2 separate regions of the Homo sapiens genome follow, and region 2 is linked to region 1. Evidence: chromatin loops called from intact Hi-C (ENCODE). Cell type or tissue: gastrocnemius medialis. All regions are shown on one strand. Each heading gives the region's core, and the rest is flanking DNA. Links, peaks and the distances in the headings are about the cores only. Region 1 holds the start of LINC03106 (long intergenic non-protein coding RNA 3106). Region 2 has its middle 58 kb from the start of LINC03106.

Region 1 (5,390 bases), core at 157-5,156:
GGATATAGGATATTTTATAAGCAATTCTGTTTGGTATATGTTTAGTTTTATTCTCCTAGAGGTCCACAGCTAGGATTGCAATTAGTCACTTCACAAAGCTCCAAGAACACCTGACAGTGTTGTTTATTTTGCACATTTTACCTCACCTCTTGCTGAAACAGACTCTATCTCCACTTGCTACAGGGGGTGTGTAGCTTAAGTTGAGCCATTTATAAGATCACAGTTCTGACTTCTGTGATTGGTCCAGGCAGTAAACATATGATCAAAGTAGACCAATCAGAATAATTTGCATTTTTTGTTAAATACTGAAGCTAGGAAAGAGAAGTTCTATTTTTTTTCCTGTTAACTAGTTATAAGACTATGACAAGAATTGCCAGCAGGCTTATTCGCTGTAATGTGGATAATCCTGAAGATAAGAAATAACTGCTAGTGGAGGGGAGAGAGAAAGAGAAAGATTTTAAAACCATAGGTTTTTGAGTTATTTAGTACCTATTGATTTTCCTTTGTCAGGCCACTGCAATGTCATTTCAATAAACACCTTAACCCCTTTTATTCTTAGGTAATTCAAGTTGATTATCTGTCATTTGGAGCTAAGAATGATGAGCTTAACATTATGGCATAACATTATAGAATAAAGTAATGCTGTAAATTGCAATCAGGGGGTAGATAAGGAAGTGAGAAAATGCAGCTTGCAATGGAAAAAACCCAGGAGCCACTAGAAATGAGTTAAATACATAATAAAAATGTGTTTATTGTAATTTTTTATATATATTTTAGATGCTTGAAAATACAAGCTGTTAAGGGGATTGTGTTAAAGAAAGAATGAACATCTCTTGAAAAATTAGTTATCTCCAGGAACTTATCATCTAGTTTTGTCTTTAACCTTATGGAATTATTTTTGTTTCCATTTTACAGTAAAAAAAAAAAATCTGAAAATTTAGGAGAATAAGTGTTTTGGTCAAGATCACACCGCTGGGAAGTGCTATGGTACAAGAAAACCTAGATTGCAGGTATATATGACAAGCCGAAGTTTTGTCCAATAAATATACCACAAAATTTACATGGAATTAATGAAGGAGGTGATCAATAATGTTCCTGAGTGAAATTATTCTCAGTGTAATCTTGGCCAGAATCATGACATCAGAAAATGTTAAATACAGAAAGAATATGTAAAATGATTTAGCCTGGTTCTCTCCTTTCATAGTTCAAGAAACACAACTCAGAAGGGCTAGTGAACTTACCTCAGGTCCAATACCCCTTTATTTGGAGTGTGTTCATGCATGAGTGGTCTCTCAAATTCTCTGCCAATCTGGAGAGTCTCTGTGTTCTTCTGATTTCACAGCATGAGAATGCCTTATGTCTTCCACATAGAGCAATGCCAGTGAAACTGCAAGAAGGGATACTTTTAAAATGAACCTTTTAAATTTAATTCTTTAGTATTTGTATGAGCAGAATGCAAATGGTGTCAACTCTATTATTTTCTGCACAAAATGTTCCTTGCTCAGGGCCAAATCAGGGGTAGGAAATATGGAACTGTGCCCCAAGCACCTCAAGGGCAGCTGGCCACTTCTATTTCTAGATCCCAAACACCTGCATTTCTCAAAAGCTGGTGCTGTTTCAGAAGAGACGTTTGGAAGTCATCAACATACTGCTTACTTACTGTGGATTTGAAAACCTTGAAATGTCAAGTTTTAGCTTGAGGCCAAGCTGAATTTTTGAGCCCTCATACTGATGGGTGATGAGATCATTTACATTGGATTATACCTCTGGTGTGTGAGCAATTCAGTAAATGATGAATACAGTGGGAATTACTGCAGTACATCTGCTGGACACTTTTATAGAATAGCTCTCTCATCTCACCTCCTAGGTGTGCAATCTTCAATCAGGAAACGTATTTGAAGCAGGAAATCAGTTCTCTAGGGCTATATCATCTGCTTTCGTCTCTTTTTTTTGTGGAGTGTAATTTTGTCCACTGCTATGTCGCAAAGTAGACAACCATAGGACAATGATTCATGGCTAGAAAATAATGCAATTTTAAAAATGCCACCAAAGTTACAGCAGATCATTTTCTGACTGTTGTTGGGAAATAATGAATAACATTTTGTGAAAGAAAAATAAAAGAGACAGAGGAATTAATTTTTTAAAAAATAAAGAAGTTAGGCACTGACTGAGCTAAATGCTGGGAATTCAGTCAGTTGTAACACGAATGTGTCCCTGGTTCTTACCAAGCTTTCAACCCAGCTGTAATGTTAGTTGATTTTAATAGGCAATTTTAATGTGATAATTGCTGCTGAAAGTTAAATAAACAGTATTAAAGCAATAAATAGTAAAATAATTTAACTTAGTTAAGATGACCTTGCAATTTGTCCCTGAATAAGCTATATTTAAGCTGATTCCTGCATTAGGTGAATATTGAGGATGGTAATATTGAATGTTTTCAAAGAGAAATGCAAATGTGTGGGATTAGTATTGAAATAAAACCAAGACAGTAGGGGCAATCCAAACAGGACAGTAAAAGTGGAAGCATTTATTCAGGCAACCATTATATTGAGTCCTGTGCTTCTACCTTTGCTGGCTGTGTAATGTGGGTTATTTTGGGTGGCTTCTATTTGCTTTTTATGAACACATTAATTTCTCCATGCATTCAGTAATCCTGTATTGATTGTTTCATATGTTTCTAGCGCTGTGATAGTCACTAGTCCTTTGAGCTGGAAGCTAGATTTTATCTAAATTTTTGTTACTTTAAAGTCAAACATTTTATGAACTTGGAGTTATATTTTCATGCTAATAAAAGATATGTGATTACAATGGCTTAAACATTTTCTGGTAGATGTCTAGATGTAGCCTGTTGTGGAGAAATAAAAGCTCTCTGTATTCCTCAGTACTCTTATATAATGTCCTAGCTTCCTGACTCATAGACATTTTACAGTATATACAATGTTTTCCCTTTCCCTAGGAATATTTTACTCTTCACTTATGAGAATTAGATCTGTGGCCATTTATCTGCTTGATTGCTCTGATCTGAGAGTGCCAAATGGTTATAGTTTGGACTAGGTTTTTACATTAAGACTCAAGGTGTCAGGGAGACTAGAACAATATCTCCTTAAAGTATTTCCATTTTAGGAAAGATGAAGCCCAGACCTCGAAGACATCTTTGTGTCTTAGAAGTTTAAAAGATACCCAGTGATTTGTCTAGCACCCAGAAGGATGTATTTACATTTCAAAAGGTTAGAGTGAGAAGTCAGGATCTTTTCTATCTAATCTCAAAGGGATCATTATTCCATCCACAAAATTTTTTTCTCTTCTTTCAGGAGGAATGTGATGGCTGCCTTTTTTCTGAACATAAATGGAGAAAAAAATGTCTGTTTCTCACCTATGGAATATCCAGCTGCTAGCATAGAACATTTGACCTGGCTTTTGCCAAGTCACTCCCAGAATAAGGTCTAGGGTCAAGGGGAGTGAGGTGATAAACTTATTTACTATGAGGTAATTTATAAGAACTCAGTCTGTGATCCACAGTACCTTGTGTTCACAGTTAAAATAAAATTAATAAACATGAATATTAAAAATTAAACATCAGTTCAGAACTGGTATGATAATATCAAGAAACGATTAAGAAGCCAAGTTTCATCTATTGTTGCTTAGTCTTCAGGGTTCCTATCTTCAGGGTCGTGATATGGTTTCTGGAGCATCAATGTTTACAATCATGTTCTATGCAAGAAATAGGGAGAATGCAAAGAGGCAAAATAAGATGTTTGGATGTCCCTCCGTAAACCACTTAGATTTAACTGATTATCCCTATCTGCAGGAGAGGCTGAAGAATATAGTTTTACTTTCATTTGAACACAGTATAGAGGGGCTATGAACAAAGATTCAAATGGAGAGTATCAGTCTCTCTTTCAACCATACCGTTTAAAAAAGATGAAAACTTATGGAAAATTGAAATTATTTTAGAGCAAACCCCTTGTTTTCCTGTGTATTCTAAGGCCACATATAGCTAGAGTGATTTGATCAAGAACATAGGTAATTTGATGAATGACTGCCTTCCCAACTGACTCCCTCTGCATAGGTCTTCCTGCTTTATTTGCAAAACTCTATGTGTTCAAATATTTGATAGTTTAGCAGAAAAGGTAATGTTTCCATAAGATTATGTACAGACTCTGTGCATGTAATTCAATATGCTAATACACGTAATAAAAAATTTAAAAATAGGGCATTTGTCAGGAGTTTCTGGTTTACTGTTTTTGGAAAAGTTATGATTCCTAACATAGTTTCTCCTGAATCACTTGTTATTCCAATGTTGGAAAATGTATTAAGAACGACATTTTAACATCATTGAAGCATGTGTTTGGCCAGGTTGTAGATGAAGTTAGAAAGTTTCATTTAATATGTTTTTTGAACTATATTCATTAATTATTTCATTCAGTAAGTATCTGAGACCTATGTTTTGTCAGGCATTGAACTAGACACCTGCTTTATACTAAGTAACCTGTAACTATTGTCAGTGAAGGTAAAGGCAGATGCTCATAAATCCTTTATTCTTCAGAAAGGTAGAATTATTTATTGACTAAATATTCAAGCATCTCTGGAATGAATTGTTTTACTAAGTTATGAATAAAATCTCAAATAGAGAGTTTGTATTTTCAATATTCATTAATAAGCCATGTACCCTTAATATTGTACTGATGTTTCTGTTCCGGCATTTGAATTAGGATCTTGGCAAGCTATTCTTGTAATAACCATGCTATTAAAAAGCGAAGTAGCACTTTTGTATTGTATTTTTGTAAATATCTATTTAAAAGTGAAAACACAACAATCTGGCTTGATCATGGGTAACATACATTATTATTAACAGTCCATTCTTCATTCTTTCTACTAATATTGATCTAAATACAAACTCAACATTAAGTGGTATATAAAGAAAAACATAAGATGAACTTAGTTTGAAATCCCAGCTCTACCACTTGTAAGCTATGCAATAACTGAATGTTATTTGATCTGCCTGATCTTTTGTTCTTCAACAAAGACAGAAAAGGAGGTTGGGGGAAGAGGGAGGAGATATCCTTCCCTTGGGATTATAATTAAGAATTAATTTGTTTAGTACATGGCTTTTTGAGAATTAAAAATAATAGATGGACAATGTTTAGCAGGATGTTTAGTATATAGTAGGTCCTCAGTAAACAGTAGAAATTATTCCAACACATTCTAATTCTCTCCCTCGCGCTCTTTTGTTTCCTCCCCACCGCTTTTTCCTCCTTTAAATATACTACAAATGTAGTTTCATAATGTCTTTTCTCTCTTAATGGAATTATCGATGTGTAATATCAAAATCTAAACCAAAAGGGCATTTGTGAGGACAGAGGAAATTAGTAAATTAGAGCAGAACTTGT
Region 2 (5,390 bases), core at 191-5,190, 59 kb before region 1:
AATCTCAAGAGAAAACAACAACAACAAACAAATCTTGGGCAAGTCCCACATACATTGCCATAATAGATATTATAGAAAAAAAAAGTCAACTAAAAATTCTGATACTACATAGATAGAGTCTGAGTTTAACCTTGGAAAATGATTGGAAAATCTCCACCCATCTTTCATAAAGCGGTGGCTTATTTTTCCTGCTTGTGTAATCGTGATACACAAATCACATATAAACAGACTCATCCAAGGGTCATTATCATCAATTACAGAGCGTTCTAACAACATTCTATCTCGGAAAGCTTCATAGTTTTCTCAAGTGTGATTTCTTTCCCTTTTCTTCTTGAGATGAAACACAGATCGGTATAGTTGATATCAGTGCTGTTACTTGGCATAAAACCATTTTCTATCTGACCATTATCCTATAAAATAATCCCATTATTGCGTGAATTTTAGAATTGACTTTATCCTTTTTCAAACCTCAGTCCCTTAAGGCAGTCTTTGGAGTAGATTTTAGTACTAGTCTCTTTAATATTTGTAAAAACTTTTAAAAATTGTCACATTTACCTGAGATAAAGTTAAACATACTAATAAAGAGGTCAAGTTCATTTGCTTTAAGTTAGAATTATATTAATAAACTTCATAAACCTAGTTATTTGACAGAAGTCTCTGATTAGAAGTTGTAGATGTGATTAAGAAAACTTTTGGAAAACAAATTCTTACAGATTTCAGATTATTTAGAAAACAAATGTTTTTAAACATTGAGATTGGCAAGAGTTGTAGATACGATGTTGATGCTACACAGAAGCAACTTCTGATTTATTTACAGCGACAAGAATGCTTGCTAGGTAAGGGATGGAATGCGTTAGAATGTCTGTCCCATTTGAACCTTCTTCTCAGAAACTGGCTCCTGTTACTCATCTTTGTTGAGTGGGTAATAGGCTGTATCACCCAGTGCTTTTGACCATAGATCATTGAAGAGAGGGTGGGAGAAAGAGAAAGAGAGAAGAAGGAGGAGGAAAACAAGAAAAGGAGAGAGTGACCTTATTAGAATAATCTCGTAAAAATAATGAACTCTCCTAGAGCATTTAAACAGAAAAAATATGCACTAATCCTGTTAGGCAACGTATCTTGTAGACAGTTGTTTCTAGACTGGATTTTTTTCTTGCCTTTTGTCATGTTCTTATGATAGTAATTTTGTCACTCATACAGCACTGAGATTTGTTATAATAGATTCCTTTTTTTTTTCTTTGAGATGGAGTCTTGCTCTGTTGCCCAGACTGGAGTGCGGTGGTATGATCTCGGCTCACTGCAACCTCCCCTTCCTGGGTTCAAGCAGTTCTCCTGCCTCAACCTCCCAAGTAGCTGGGACTACAGGCACCTGCCACCAGGCCTGGCTAATTTTTGTATTTTTAGTAGAGATGGGGTTTTACCACATTGGCCAGGCTTGTCTCGAACTCCTGACCTCAAGTGATCTGCTCGCCTCGGCCTCCCAAAGTGCTGGAATCAAAGGTGTGAGCCACCGCGCCTGGCCGATTTGTTATAACAGATTTCTCTTTACACATATTCAAGGCCTCTAAGAAGAAAAGAAAAGAGAAGAAAAGAAAAATACGAAAAGCAACAGCATTAACACACTCCCCACTTACCCATAACAACTGGCTTTGCTTGGCTTAAAATGAATATGGCATCATATTATGAGCTCTACAAGCAATAGCTGTGGTTTTTCATTTTTCTTATGCAGTTTCGGTTTCTTATTTGTAAAGTTTTAGAAACATTTGGGTCAGTTAAAAATAGGCAATAAGAGGAATACTAGCTAACATTTGGATCACATACTATTTTCCAGATAACTGTGCTCCCAGAACTGTAATTTGAGAAACTGAGGCTAAGTCACATTAAAGATGTACAGCTAATAATAAATGCTGGGCTTAAATTGGAAGCCAGGTAGTCTGACTCCAGAGCCCACCAAGCAACTATGGTTCCTAGGATATTTGACCATGTATGCTTCTAAGAGTCTTTAGAGATTGCTAGGACTCTAACATTGACAGACTTTTTTTTTTTTTTTTTTTTTTTTTTGCGTATTTTAACCATTTATATATCTGAGGAAGTTAACACGTGTATTTTATATTCCAAGGAGTAATCTCACTGTCAATTTTTTTTCCTCTGTTAAGCATAGGTTTTTCACATATTTCTTACAGAATATGAATCCCAATTTTCAGATAACCCAGCTCATCCAGTGTTAGTAGAAACATGTCTGTCTTATCCTAGATTTATTCAGTCTTTGAAGTAACTACAATAGTGTCTCATTAAATTCCCACTTAGAAGGTCAAAATGAGAAAATAATTCAGAGTCCACTGTACTTGGAGAGCAGCTTGGATGTATTTACTCATCAAATTAGCCATAGCCTCTTCTTCACAATTGACCTATTTAAGTCTTACATCTATCCTCTATTTTTTTTTCCAATATGGTGAAAAGTTTTAGTCTATAGTATTGGTAAGCAATGACAGCTGTTCATAATATGGATCAATGTATGTAAGGATTAATAATTATTAAGAAATGTTTAAAACCATTGCTTTTACCTCTCTTGAAGTGGAACAGAAAGTGAAGGTTAATTGCTTAAGTAATGGGTCTGACTACCCAAAGGTAATACAAAGCAATTATTTCTTCACTTTGCAACTTTCAATGCAAGGCCAAGACTTTCATAACTCATTAGGTCTAAGTAACTGGCAGTTTACAAATCACCAAGAATAAACTTGAATGTTCTCTGTAGCACTCAAGATATATTATGTGTCACTGCATTTACTCAAAGGACAAATAAATATTTACATGTGCTTCTTTGAATACTCTTTTTTTTTAGTGAGAGGGTCTCACTGTCACCCAGGCTGGGTGCAGAAGCATGATCATAGTTCACTGCAGCCTTAAATTCCTGGCCTCAAGTGTCCCTTACCCTCAGTCTCCCGAAGTGCTGGGATTACAGGCGTAAGCCACCATGCCTGGCCTGAATACTCTTTATATGAAGAAATTTCTTGATCTTTTGAAAAAAATATGATCACTTGCTTACATCTTATCTTAAAGCTGGAGAAAAAGGAAAAGGAAAATAGTCCTTGACTTTTATCTGTTTGTTCATTGAGTATCTCCTGAATGTCTACAGGGGTGGTGTTTACACAGTGGTCAAGCATGTGGACTCTGAGGTAGCAGAGACCAAGTAGGATGTTGCCAATGCGGGATCCTAGGTCCGTGGGCCATACTCTCTACCTCTCAGCCTCCCAATTTACAAAACAGGTTTAATAATGTGACTGATTTTGCGTAGTTTTGAGAATTGAATGAGATCATGTTCTAAAAGCCCCTATCAGATACTTGTGGCAAAGATGAAGCACTCAATAAAATGTAAGAGATTATTATGCTAGAGTCTAGAACACATCAAATGCTTAATACAACTCTGAGGAAGAAGCTACTCATGAGGAGTTTATGTTAACGTCTGTGTAGAAATAGGATGCATAAAAAAATAGCCCCTGCCTTCTTGAAACTTGTACTGTGAGAGTGACGGAATACAGATAAGTAAAGGTGGAGGGTGGGGAGAAAGAAATAAAATACCATATGAATTTAGGAAAGGAGAACCAGTTCACACATCTGGGTGAAGCTACAGGGAAAATTTCATGAAGGGGATTACTCTGAATGGAAACATGAAAAAAAAGAATAGTATTTGTGTTTGTGGAAATAACACCCTGAGAGTGAAGATTTTTCCCAGGGTTCTGCCTTCAGCTGAAGGTGTGCATTGTTATGATACCTGGAAGGAAATAAATATTTCTTTCTAAGAATTCACATGAGTTCCTCACCTAAGTGCAATAGTTGTAGCAATTACACAAATCTGGGGAGTTGGCTAAGACTTTTATGGACTTCAGTAAGGAAAATTAAAACCAACATTAAAAAATGTCTTTCGGACTGGGCACGGTGGCTCACTCCTGTAATCCCAGCACTTTGGGAGGCCGAGGTGGGCAGATCACGAGGTCGGGAGATCAAGACCTTCCTGGCTAACATGGTGAAACCCCATCTCTACTAAAAATGCAAAAAAAAAAAAAAAATCAGCTGGGCGTGGTGGTGGGCGCCTGTGGTCCCAGATACTCAGGAGGCTGAGGCAGGAGAATGGTGTGAACCTGGGAGGTGGAGCTTGCAGTGAGCCGAGATCGTGGCACTGCACTCCAGCCTGGGTTAGAGAGTGAGACTCCATCTCAAAAAAAAAAAAAAAAAAAAAGGTCTTTCAGAATTCTCTAGCTTGTCAAAGTAACTTGTGCAAGTCTCGTACCAAAAACTGGCAAGGGCAGGATTGAAAATTCTGATTTTAAAGAGTGCATTTTTAATTACTATATTTCCTAGGTTGCCTGTGAAGGAATTATTTCTTGAAAAAAAACCACACAGTATATTCATACGTGTATACATTTACATAGGATAAATAAGGTTTTTCTTATTTATTTTTCATTATAATTTAGCTGTCCACTTGTTATAAGACCAAAAAAACATCTTTCCCATTTTCGATTGAGTTTTAAGAATCTATTCTATACTGGTACATTTTTGCTAATGTTCAAATCAGAATATATTGAGAGAGACTTGGAAATACAAGTATCTCTTTATGTCTGGAGAGATGTAAGTACATATAACTGATTGTGACTTAGCTAGTAAATATAATCAACTAAACTGTTGAACCAGTGATGCTGTTTATCAAAATTATCCAGTAATTATGTTTTGCTTTATCTTCATGTATTGGCCAATTCCCTGGCCGTTCTGGTTCCCTCAAGGGACAATGTGGTACAGCAGAAGGGGCATGTCTTCATGCAAGAGTCAAGTCTGGATTTAAGCCCCTAATAGTTGTGTTACTTTCAGCAAATTATTAAATTTCTTTATGCTTCAGATTTCTCATCTTCTAAGATGGGGCAAAAATATATATTCTATAGTTATTCTAAGGTTAAAGCTGATATTGCATATGCAGTACTTAGTAATATATTTGGTACAGATATATTTTTAATAAGGTACTTAAAAAGTTAAAACTATTGTTTTTTTAATCTTGAACTTCTTTTGCACTTTTTGTAACTTTTTCTTAGATACTTATATTTTATAACAAATAATAACTACTTTCTGGGTTTTTTTATAATGACTAAATATAAATAATAAATGTAGACAGCTTAGCACCTGGTAGAGTCTCTGTGAACATTAGACCCCTTCTCTTCTCTTCTCATAATTCACATTAAAATGAATTCTAGTCATCTTCATTTTTTTCCTTATTTGTGTGTATATCTCTACCATCTATGACAATATGCTTAGCTTGTATGCAATGTGAATTTTCCAATTTTTAACCTTAATAGTAAAGGAAGAGAAAAGCCCATGCTAAATACAATCTTAACAGTGAAGAA

What was found. A loop is a pair of places that touch in the nucleus more often than their neighbours do. Peaks named below come from ENCODE experiments on the same cell type or tissue, not always from the same donor. Only the 100,000 strongest peaks of a DNase experiment are listed, where the experiment ranks them.
Region 2: a loop joins it to region 1, with 5 times the contacts of the local background. A loop is called at or near these places in 2 of 110 quality-filtered maps.

Annotation. Positions count from the first base shown.
Region 1 is chr9:26,062,678-26,068,067 of GRCh38, reverse strand. LINC03106 (long intergenic non-protein coding RNA 3106) reads right to left here and starts at 1,393. Exons shown (of 7, transcript NR_170894.1): 1 at 1,242-1,393. In gastrocnemius medialis, for the core only: no CTCF peak of the experiment used is centred there; no DNase peak of the experiment used is centred there.
Region 2 is chr9:26,122,179-26,127,568 of GRCh38, reverse strand. No RefSeq gene overlaps it. Among named protein-coding and RNA genes, the nearest start is that of LINC03106, 58 kb to the right of the region's middle. In gastrocnemius medialis, for the core only: no CTCF peak of the experiment used is centred there; no DNase peak of the experiment used is centred there.